Regions from separate parts of the Homo sapiens genome. Here region 1 is linked to region 2. Evidence: chromatin loops called from intact Hi-C (ENCODE). Cell type or tissue: gastrocnemius medialis. All regions are shown on one strand. Region 1 has its middle 7.9 kb from the start of LINC01484. Region 2 has its middle 18 kb from the start of LINC01942.

Region 1 (5,000 bases), 83 kb after region 2:
GTAGAAGGGGTCAGTGCTTTCTCAGGCCTCCCCGCCACAGCAGAACCATCTAGGAATTCTGCCAGAAATGTCACTGGGGGAAGTCATGCCATGGTGACAGTCACACTTAATGACAGCTCTTATTGACTGCACATTTCCTATATCAGGTACTTTCTATACATCCTCTCATTTTATGTCTGACAAGGAGCCTATGAGGTGGTTGATACTGTCCCTATTTTACAGATGAGAAGACAGAGACCCAGAGATGCTCAGTGGTATTTTCAAGTCCTCATGGCCAGTGCATGGTAGAGCTGAGACTTGAAATCAAGTCTGTCTGGGTTTGAAGTCTGTGTCTCCTGCATCCTGACCCTGACCCCCCGTGTGTCTCGTGGCTTACAGTTTTAGGGTTTTGTTTTTAGGCAAAACACTGTTTTGTCTGAATTACAATTCAGTTCAGGTTTATTTTAAAATTCATAACAACACAGGTGACTTCCAAATTGTAGCAGCAAGGTTGGTGCCTAGAGCGCAAGTTTTACAGCCCAGGTTTTCCTTTGCTCTTCCTTGGGAGGGGAAACATCCTGTGCCATGAGCATTTGCTTTAATTTTTACATACACACACAGACACAGACACAGATACACACACACCCAGGGATAGATTCATTTCTCCAGCTCTCCTTTGAAATGGAGGGAGTAAGATCTGGCACAGTGGCTCACGCCTGTAATTCCAACACTTTGGGAAGCCAAGGCGAGTGGATCACTTGAGCTCAGGAGTTCAAGACCAGCCTGGGCAACATGGTGAAACCCCGTCTCCACAAAAAATACAAAAATTAGCCAAGCATTGTGGCACATACCTGTAGTCCCTGCTACTCGGGAAGCAGAGATGGGAGGATCACTTGAGCCCAGAAGGCAGAGGCTGAAGTGAGCTGTGATTGCGCCCCTGCACTCCAGCCTGGGAGACAGACTGAGACCCTGTCTTAAAAAAAAAAAAATGAAATGGAGGGAGCAAAGAACAGAGATATTGTTGAGGCTTGGGGCTGAAATTAAAGTTCAAACTAAAATCCTGAAGAGATTGACTATGCTGATTTCCTTTGGACGTTAAAAAGCCTGCCAGAAGGATGCTAATTGACAAGGCTTCCCAGGGCTTGGAGGAGTTTCCCAGAATGCACTGTGAGTGAGGCAGACAAGGCTGCACGGGCCCAGTTCTCTTTGTTCTGCATGTGTGTTGCTGCGGCATGGCATGATGGAGACAGATAAATGCGAAAACATTTTGTACACTGGATAGTGTACAACAAGGAGGAGGAGGAGAATGTGGCTCACATGGCCTGGTTTCAGGCTCAGCTTTGCCCCCAGCTAACTGTGTGACCTGGAGGAAGTTGCTTATCTGGGCTGCAGTCTGTCCCTAAGAAATAGTTGGACACTACAAGATCTCATTTTTCCATTTGAGTCTAAAAAAGATTACCTTGGCCAATGTGGCACAAAATTCTGTTTCCTAGAAACATACTCTTAGCAGCAGCAATGATAACAAAATATAAAAGTAGCTAATATTTATGAAGCACGTAGTATGAGCTAAGCACTGAGCAAAATAATTTTTGCATGGCCCATCTCACTTATATCTCCTGATAAAGGCACAAGCTGGATACTTATATTATCCCTACACTAAGGATGAGAAAACTGAAACTCAGAGAGGCTAAAGGATTGCTGAAGTCCCTGAGCTAGAAAGTGGCAGATCTAGGATTTGGAAATTTGGAAAACCAAATTTTCCTGCGTCCATGGTCTCCCCCTTAAGCAAAGGTTCAGGTCACAGTCATAAGCCTGGATGCAGCAGTGGAGATGGTTAGGGCTGATAGGCCCTCACTTCAGGGTCACCAACAAGCCAGAGTCTGATCTCCTCTAACGGAGTGTCCCTGGCTTCGGCAGGCAGTGCGGGAGCGTAACCGGATCTGCTTAGAGAGGCCCCAGCTTGCGCCATTCACTGGGCCAGAAACCTGAGCTGCTCCTGAGAGGGCTGGAAAACAGCCTGGGGCTTGGAGATTGGCTCACACTATCCCAGCTATTCCAACGCAGACTAAATGGCTTCTGGCCCTTGTTAATGGCGCCATCTCAGATCAGTGCCAGGGGAACCACTGGTCATTTGGGGGCACTGGAGGGAGCAGGGTAGAGGCGTGGGGTGATGGTGGGTGATTAGCAGCTCCCCTCTTCCTCCTCGCCCCTTGGTCCCTCTAGTTGACCCACCACCTTCCCCCAGTTGACGCAGCACAAATTTCTGGTGGGAGGGATACTCAGGTTTGGGAGTCCGTTTCATTCCTGCATGTTCACTATTTATAAGCCCAAGTCACAGCCTGCCTGGAAATTCCAGGCCACACTCCTGCAACCCAACCTGATCAAATATTCATGGAAGCCGATGAGCTGTCATCACCATGAATCCCACGATCTGCATTTATTGCTTTGACACTACTTTATAGGAATTACTTCTCCTCCTCTGCCCTGTGCCACATTTTCACCACCCTTCCCCAGTAAATCCAGCTCTGAGTAATTTATAAATCTGTAGCTTATCAAAATTGTGCTCAGGCCTCAACTTGGGAGAAGGAAACTAAATGGAAATTAATTTATATATTGGGCATTGATTACAGTGTAGACTCTTTTAAATGTTTGTTTGCAGAAGTGCATGGTAAGGTAAAAAGAATCTTTCAATCAGAAAGACCAGGTCTTGAGTCCCAAAGCTGCCTTTTGCAATGTGATAATAATAACTTAATTGAATCTGAGTTCATCGTGTCTCAGACAAGGCACTCACATGACAAGTCTATGAGCCAAAATATGTTATTATTATCCCTCCTATTTTTCAGATGAGGAAACTGAGGCACAGAGAGGTTACATAAATTGCAAAAGGCAAATCGCAAGGTCACATAAATTGCAAAAGGTAAATTGCTAAGCCCAATTTCCACATATTGGGAAAATAAGGGATAATAATTCCTGATTTACCAGGTACTTGGGAAGGTTAGATTCTGTAAAGTGGAGGGCTTAGCACATAGAATGCCTCCCATCCCCTCCCCTTCTCTCCCCTTCCCTTCCCTTCCCTTCCCTCCTGCCTTCTTTCTTGCTTTCCAATATTGATCAAGGGCTGCCATTATGTCAGGTCTTGTGCTTGGTCCTGGAGAGATGGCGTGAACCAGGCAAATGCTGCCTTCTCCTTCACTCTCTCTTGTGAACCTGCCATCTTGCAAGGTGCAGGCGATAAACCATGACCTTCCCATTGTTCCGTGTCCTCTGGCACCAGGAGGATCAGTATTTCCCCTCCTATGGCTTCTGCCTTGTCTCTGGTTCTGGGGGTTGGGGGAATGATTGGAAGGCCAAATCCAAGAATCTTTGTCGTCTGTTGCCCCTTTCTTAGCTTTTAATGTGATCAAAACTCTGGTCTGGACTGAAGCCTAGAGAAGTAGACATGTTTGCCCCAAGGCTGTCTGAGGAGTGAGGAGCTAGGGCAGGATTTGAACTAGATATGTCTGACCCAAGCCCCATGATAAGGCCGTGTGTTCTAAACTCAGGCAACTGTTATGGGTGCAAATTCCTTCCCTACTTTGAGCTAAAATCCCCAGCCTGCCATTTGCATCTGATAGTGTTCTATATTCTCAAAATAGAAGTCACTCTGGCAAATATTTGGCATTATATTTCTGTCTTTCCTAATGCTCCTCTGCTCTTCCAACTTTTTTTTATTAGAAAGGATGTTGAGTTCCTTTTTTTTTTTCTCCTGTGGCTCTTGCTGAACCTGCTACCCTTTGTCAAAGTGTCCCTTTAAGCAGTATGCCTGAAGTCGAATGGGCCACTTCCAATGAGGGCTAAAGTGCGGGAATGAGCAGGCTTCCCATCTCCAATAGTGAGTGCTTGCTTCATCAGCTTTTCTGTTGGGCACACCCTACAAAACATGATCTTTGAGTCCTCTGGAACCACCAGTTATGGGCGTGCTTCAAAGGGGAGGGTGCCTAGGCACCAACATGCATTGAGCACCTCATGGGTTCCAAGCTTAGTTCACACACAGTGTTGCTTTGAGTTGTCTCCATATGTCTCTGAAGCAGGTCTTATTAGTCCCATTTTGCAAATGAGTCAACTGAGGTTCAGAGAAGGGCTATAATTAGGATCACAGAACTAAGCAAAATCTCCCAATCTTTTTGCCCATGTGGTCAGGTTTTGAAGCCCAATGGGCAGGACCGATAACAACCACTGTGAAAATAGTGAGTTTGGATTCAGTTTCTCAGACGTGACATTCATAATATGTTGGAGTTCCAAATGTTTCAGGACCCAGAGTTGGGGTATGATCCCCAACTTCATCATTTCTCTGAATTTCATCATCATGGCATTCATAAATGTCACAAATGGGACAGTGTTGTGTTCAGACTCCTGAAGTCTCCATCAGAGACCTGCCCCATCCCAGTCTCTATGGTCGCACTGACCAGCACTTTTCATGTCTTGACCCAAGGACAAGAAAGAATCCAGTGAAAATATCTTCACTCCCGCCCCCTGCCACCAAACTTCTTCAACTTGTCCGAGTGGGTATTACGCAAAACCATTGTGGTGGGCATTGGTGGTTTTCAACCTACGTTTATTTCTTGTTTGGGGTTAACATTTTATTTACTTTGGGGAATAGAATAGATTGGAATATTGCTTTCGATTCTTCATTCCCCTTTAAGAGAATTAGACATCCATGCCCTTCATCACATGACTTTTCAGTATCTCTCCATTGAAGGGGAGAATTTGTCTCTCCAAGGGACTGAAGTCGAGCTTGGCCATGTGACTCTTGTGAACCGGTGGCACATGAGTGTTTGCGAGCTGAGCAGAGGCTCTAAATGTGTTTGTGTGATTTGGTCTTCTGTGCCCCTATTATCCGGTGAGAAAAACATGTGTCCTGGTCTATACAGGATGAGAGGGACACGGTACAGACCCAAACCCAACATTAGTCTAGAGTCAAGCCCAGTCCCTCCCAGCAGGGACACAACTTTTTCTCAGATTCATGAGTAAGAAATAGAAAG
Region 2 (5,000 bases):
GCCCACCCTTCCTGGGAGGGCAGCGTCTGCTGTGGTGGTCAGGGCCCTGGGCTCTGAGACAGGGCTGCCTGCCTTTGAGTCTGAGTCCTCCACAGCTCTGTGACTTCAGGCAAGCAATATTACCTCTTTGAGCCTAAGGTACTCATCTGTAATGGGGTTATAAGAGCATTTGTCCCATTGGGCTAATGCAAGAAGTGAATAAGATAATGATTATAAAATACTTAGCCAGGACCTGGCATAGAAAAGCACTCAAACATAATGAACGTTTGGCTCCAACCTCCCTGTGCTCTAGGGATGCTGTCTTGGCCACCACACCTGGTCTTTTCTCCTGGTTATTCCTGTGCACAGAGCCACGTGCTCATGCACTCCCTGGTAGCACTCAGCAAGATGACCACCTTACATTTATTTGTGTGTTTGTCTAGTGCCTTTGTCTGTTTAGTGTCGCTATAACAAAATATCGGAGGCTGGATAATTTATAAAGAAAACAAGTTTACTTGGCTAATGATTCTGGTGGCTGGGAAGTCCAAGAGCATGGCACTGGTATATACTCCACTTCCAGTGAGGGCCTCATGCTGGGTCACAAGGTGGTGGAGAAGCAGAAAGGTAAGAAGGCATGTGCAAAAAGACATGCATGAGAGTCTGCGCTCACTTAAAAAAAACCCTCTTTTTTGGGAACTAATTCATTCCCACAAGAGTCAGAATTCCCTCCTGAGAGACGGCATTAATCTATTCATGACAGTGGTGTCCCATGACCCAGATACCTCCCACTAGGGCCCCTCTCCCAACACTGCCATATTGGGGATCAGATTTCAACATGAGTTTCAGAAGGGACACACTCAAACCATAGCATGTGGTTAAAGTCATCCTCTCCAGGAGCTCCAAAAGGGCTGAGCTGGGTTCCTGCTTTGCTCACCATTTTCTCCTGGCCTCTGGCCTCAGCTGGCACATAGTGGGTGTACAACAAGCATTTCTCAAATTGAATCAACCAACGCAGGTAAAACAGTAGTTTCTTCCTTCCCTTCTCCTTCCCTCCTTCTTTCCTCTTTTTCTGACCCCACCCCCAGCCCACTCTCAGGGCTGATCCTCATGCTGGGCCTGTGCTGGGCTCACCACCCTCTCTTGGTGCAACGAAGCTGAAAGCCAGAACCTACAAGAGAAGTGAAATGGCCAAGACAGGTCTGAGGCCCCCCCTGAGACTGTGTGCTATGGTTACTGTCTGCCAAATCACTGGTGCTTCTTTATTTAACTGATGGCTGCTGTCACTTTTCACACCTCTGCGCACACTTGAGAAATTACCCTTTTCTTTCTTTTTTTTTAATCCCAAAGCTCATTATTATTTTTTATTACTTTTAAGATCTCATTCTTTGTTTTAAGCCTCCTAAATGAACCTGCCAATTTATATTCCGCTATAATGGCAGAATTTTCTAATTTGTTTGTCATTGTTGAACTTTAGCCTGCTAGATTTTATCAGAAGGTAGCAGTTTGTCTGGAGAAACTTTGAAATTGTCAAAGAATTTGTTCCTTCTTGTGAGTCCTGCCAAATAAAACAAATGCAGGAAAACCTGGCTGCCTCTTAGAGAGCCCTAAACATCCCACTGCTATCTGAAAGATTGATATTCATCCTCTGAAATAAAGTCGTTTCTTTCCCATTATCTTCAGGAGCTTCAGCTAAGGATGCTAATATGGAAAACAAGGAGAGGTAAGCGGTTTGATTTTCCCCCCTTTCTCTCTTCAGGAAATTGCTTTCTTATGCAAGAGAAATGCAAGTTCACCCACAGTGGATCAGTCATATGATAAGAAATCTGTTTGCAAGACAGGGAAGCTCATTTCCCTGTTGAGAAGCTGCATTTGTTTGAGGGAGACAAGGAGAGAGAAAGCATTTTTGCTGGGCACAGGGAAGGGATTAAGGCATCATGACAAGCACATTGCTTAGAAATGAGCCCAATTAAAAAAACATGAACCCATCTGACCCTCATGTGAAAACCCAGGGCTGTCACCGTCCACTCCTTGATTTGAGAGACCAGCACAATTATTCTGGAGATCATTAAGATTCTGGGGGAATGAGTTTTCTGGTTTTGCTTGTGATTTCCATTTTTCTCATTACTGACAGAAGCTGCATTTATGGATCTTTCTGTTTAAAACAGGAGCTTCTCGGGCTGGTTTTATTTTGAATCGGCCTCCCCAAAAGGCATAATGTCAAAAGCTTAAATGGGCTCATCTGGGCTGAATGTGTGAGAACCCCGGCCCCTCCCACCCCCACCAACTTTTTTTTAAAATTTTTTTTTTTCTTGCCTTTGGAGATGGGATTCACGGGCGTGGGCAGGCAATTAGATTTTAAAGCGGGAGAACTCCGTTGCACTTGCCAGGAACTGCTGAAGCAAGCAGGAGAGCCCGTGGGCTTTGAATCCTGGCACGGAGGCAGGCGCTCCCGGCCCAGCTCTCGTAGGATGGGTGAGAGGAGTGTGTTTGTCTTTGTTCTGAAAAGGGAAATTTAATTTCATTCCCTGAGCACTATCTGCATGGCGATTCCATAGCTAGGCGATACTGGCTTTCAAAAGCCTGGGCCATTGCCTAGTTTGGGAAATGTCAAGAGTTGGCATGGTCCAGCAGAGGGTCAGCTTCCAGTGGCAGGCCAGTGCCCAGGCTTCATGCTCAGCCTTCATCTGTGGCCCCGTTCCCAGGAGGGCTGCTATCTCTCTAAAGATCGAAGGACTTTGTGTCCCCAAGCCAGCCTTCTCACATGCTGCCGGCTGAGTCACGAGGTTGGGGGCTGACGTCTGATTTCAAAGCCACTGAGAAAGAAATGCCAACACTCGTTCAAGAAGCTGGCTGGTGCTGTGCCTAGAACTCTGGACTGGAAGCCGCCTGGAGATGGATCCGGACTTGGAGGAGCCCGTTTATGGGACCCCAGACCATGCTGCTGCTCTCACGGAGCTTATCTTCTCACAGCGGCGGGTGGTAGGGGAAGTACATGATGAAATGAACAGAAAGATATTGGGTAATGATAAGGGATGTGATGAAAATGAGACTGAGTGATGTGAGAGATCAGAGGGCTTCTCGGAGGAGGTGACATTTGAGGTGAGACCTGATGAGAAAGAGCCAGCCATGCAGAAATCTGAGGGAAGAGCATCCCACACAGAGAGAACAGCAACTACAACCCCACTGAGCAGAAAGCCAGCTTGGCATGTCTTTGGAACAGTGAGGAAGCCAAAGTGGTTCCAGCGTGATGAGCGAGGGGGAGAAGATGCCATGAGATGAAGTCAGAGTGATAGGCACTATCGTAGGAAGGAGTTTGACTGAGATGCTAAATATTTTGCAGAATTTTTGGAAGCAGGGGAGAGACAGCTGACCTGATTTGTATTTTAAGAGGATCACTCTGCTTTGTGCATGGAGAATCCATTGAAGGGAGCACAAGACAGGAAGCAGGGTTGATCATCAGAGCTACTGTGGCAAATGGGCAAATGAAGCCATTTTTATCTTCCTGTGACAAGGCAACTTGTCACCAAAGGGACAGGACATCCTTCTTCAAGTCAACATTTCTAGGGTTTTGCTTATTCTGAATATGGTGGAGGCTATGGTGGTTTACTTGAAGGTATGGTTTACTAACCAGATCCCAGAAACTCACCTGTGTGTAAGAGTCTGATTTCTCGAGCATTCGCAGCCCTGCAATAGCAAGTCAGTGAGAATGGCCTTGAGCACAGCGTCTAATCAGAGCAGGCCCCCACTGGAGTACCAAAAAGGCTGTGAGGGGCACCTGTGACAGTTTGTGGTGAACAACTGTGCAGCAAGACAAAGTAATACAATCCACGTCCGATTTTTAAGATGCATTCCAGACCAAAGGTCAGGTGCCTCGCTGTCTATAGAAATCAACATACAGCTAATATGTTACATATTGATGTCCTATGTATTTCGTAGCAGTCCAAAGTGATCAGTAGCTACATAGTATAAAAGGGAGACAAGTTGTGCCCATTTTATTGCACGTGGTGTTGTATACTATACAAACTTCTTAAATTCTTTCTGATTTCTAATCTTTTACAAGCTGAAAAAAATTAAAATATCAACAAGGTTAAATATGAGAAGAAGCAAAAAAATGCAGAAAAATTTATTTGAGAAGATTTGACAGTTCTTTCAATTGTTATGCTGGCAGGGGCAGGAGGATGCAGAGAAAAAGTCTAAAGAAGAATAAAAGAGCGTTGACTGAGGAGCAGGAGAGTTTGCAGAAAAGACTAGATGAGAATGAAGACTAAGTGACTTCGAGGGGCTTGGGGAGGGGCTGCTTGAAGATGTCAATGTGGGAGATGCTTCCTGTTGGTGAGAACCAGCAGAGGTGTGAGACCCTCACTGTGCCCAGTGCCAAGCCCCCACATTGGAAAAACAATAGAAGGAATGCAAAAAGGATCCACAGTCCTGGGAGACCGAGCTAACAGGCCCTGTTTCATCTTGGACCATGTGATGCGGAGGTTCCTGTTTCAGGTGCTGACTTCCTAATGAGGCCCTGCGTGGAGAGGTGGCCCCGGGATGCTATCTATCACACAGTGATAAACAAGGCAGCGACTGTTTCCTGTCCTTTTCTGCGACTGAATCCAGTCTCATCCGTCCTCCTAGGTGACGACCCATAGTCAACATCCTGCTTTTCCCATTCACGGCTGAAGGATAATGATGCCGGTTTTCATTGTGCTTTCGGACCTTGGGACATGAAGGGATAGGCTTTCTTTCCTGCCAGAGATAGGGAAAGGGTGGATGGGAGGGCTTTCCAACAAATGCTTCACCTTCCTCCAGTTGCATAGGAGTGGGGAGAGCCGAGGGAAATGCAGAGAGGCAGCCCTGGGGCTCCTGAAACCAGGCCAAGAGGTGCATTCAATCAAGGACTGACATTTGCCCATTGACCTCTTATCGGAGTTGCTAAGTCACTGGGGCCTTTGTGCTGCAGAATTGGAAAGGAAGGGTTCACCCAGCCCGGCCAATCCTGTGCCAGCTCTCTGCCCAGGAGCTGGCCATTA

Evidence for each region. Hi-C counts contacts between places; a loop is a spot of excess contacts. Peaks named below come from ENCODE experiments on the same cell type or tissue, not always from the same donor. Only the 100,000 strongest peaks of a DNase experiment are listed, where the experiment ranks them.
Region 1: a loop joins it to region 2, with 7 times the contacts of the local background. A loop is called at or near these places in 8 of 110 quality-filtered maps.

Annotation. Positions count from the first base shown.
Region 1 is chr5:173,751,611-173,756,610 of GRCh38, forward strand. No RefSeq gene overlaps it. Among named protein-coding and RNA genes, the nearest start is that of LINC01484, 7.9 kb to the left of the region's middle. In gastrocnemius medialis, no CTCF peak of the experiment used is centred here; DNase peaks (open chromatin) are centred at 1,951 and 3,919; H3K4me3 peaks cover 300 bases; H3K27ac peaks cover 4,545 bases.
Region 2 is chr5:173,668,570-173,673,569 of GRCh38, forward strand. No RefSeq gene overlaps it. Among named protein-coding and RNA genes, the nearest start is that of LINC01942, 18 kb to the right of the region's middle. RefSeq lists an enhancer at 1,434-2,030. In gastrocnemius medialis, no CTCF peak of the experiment used is centred here; DNase peaks (open chromatin) are centred at 2,712 and 4,522; H3K4me3 peaks cover 1,063 bases; H3K27ac peaks cover 3,672 bases.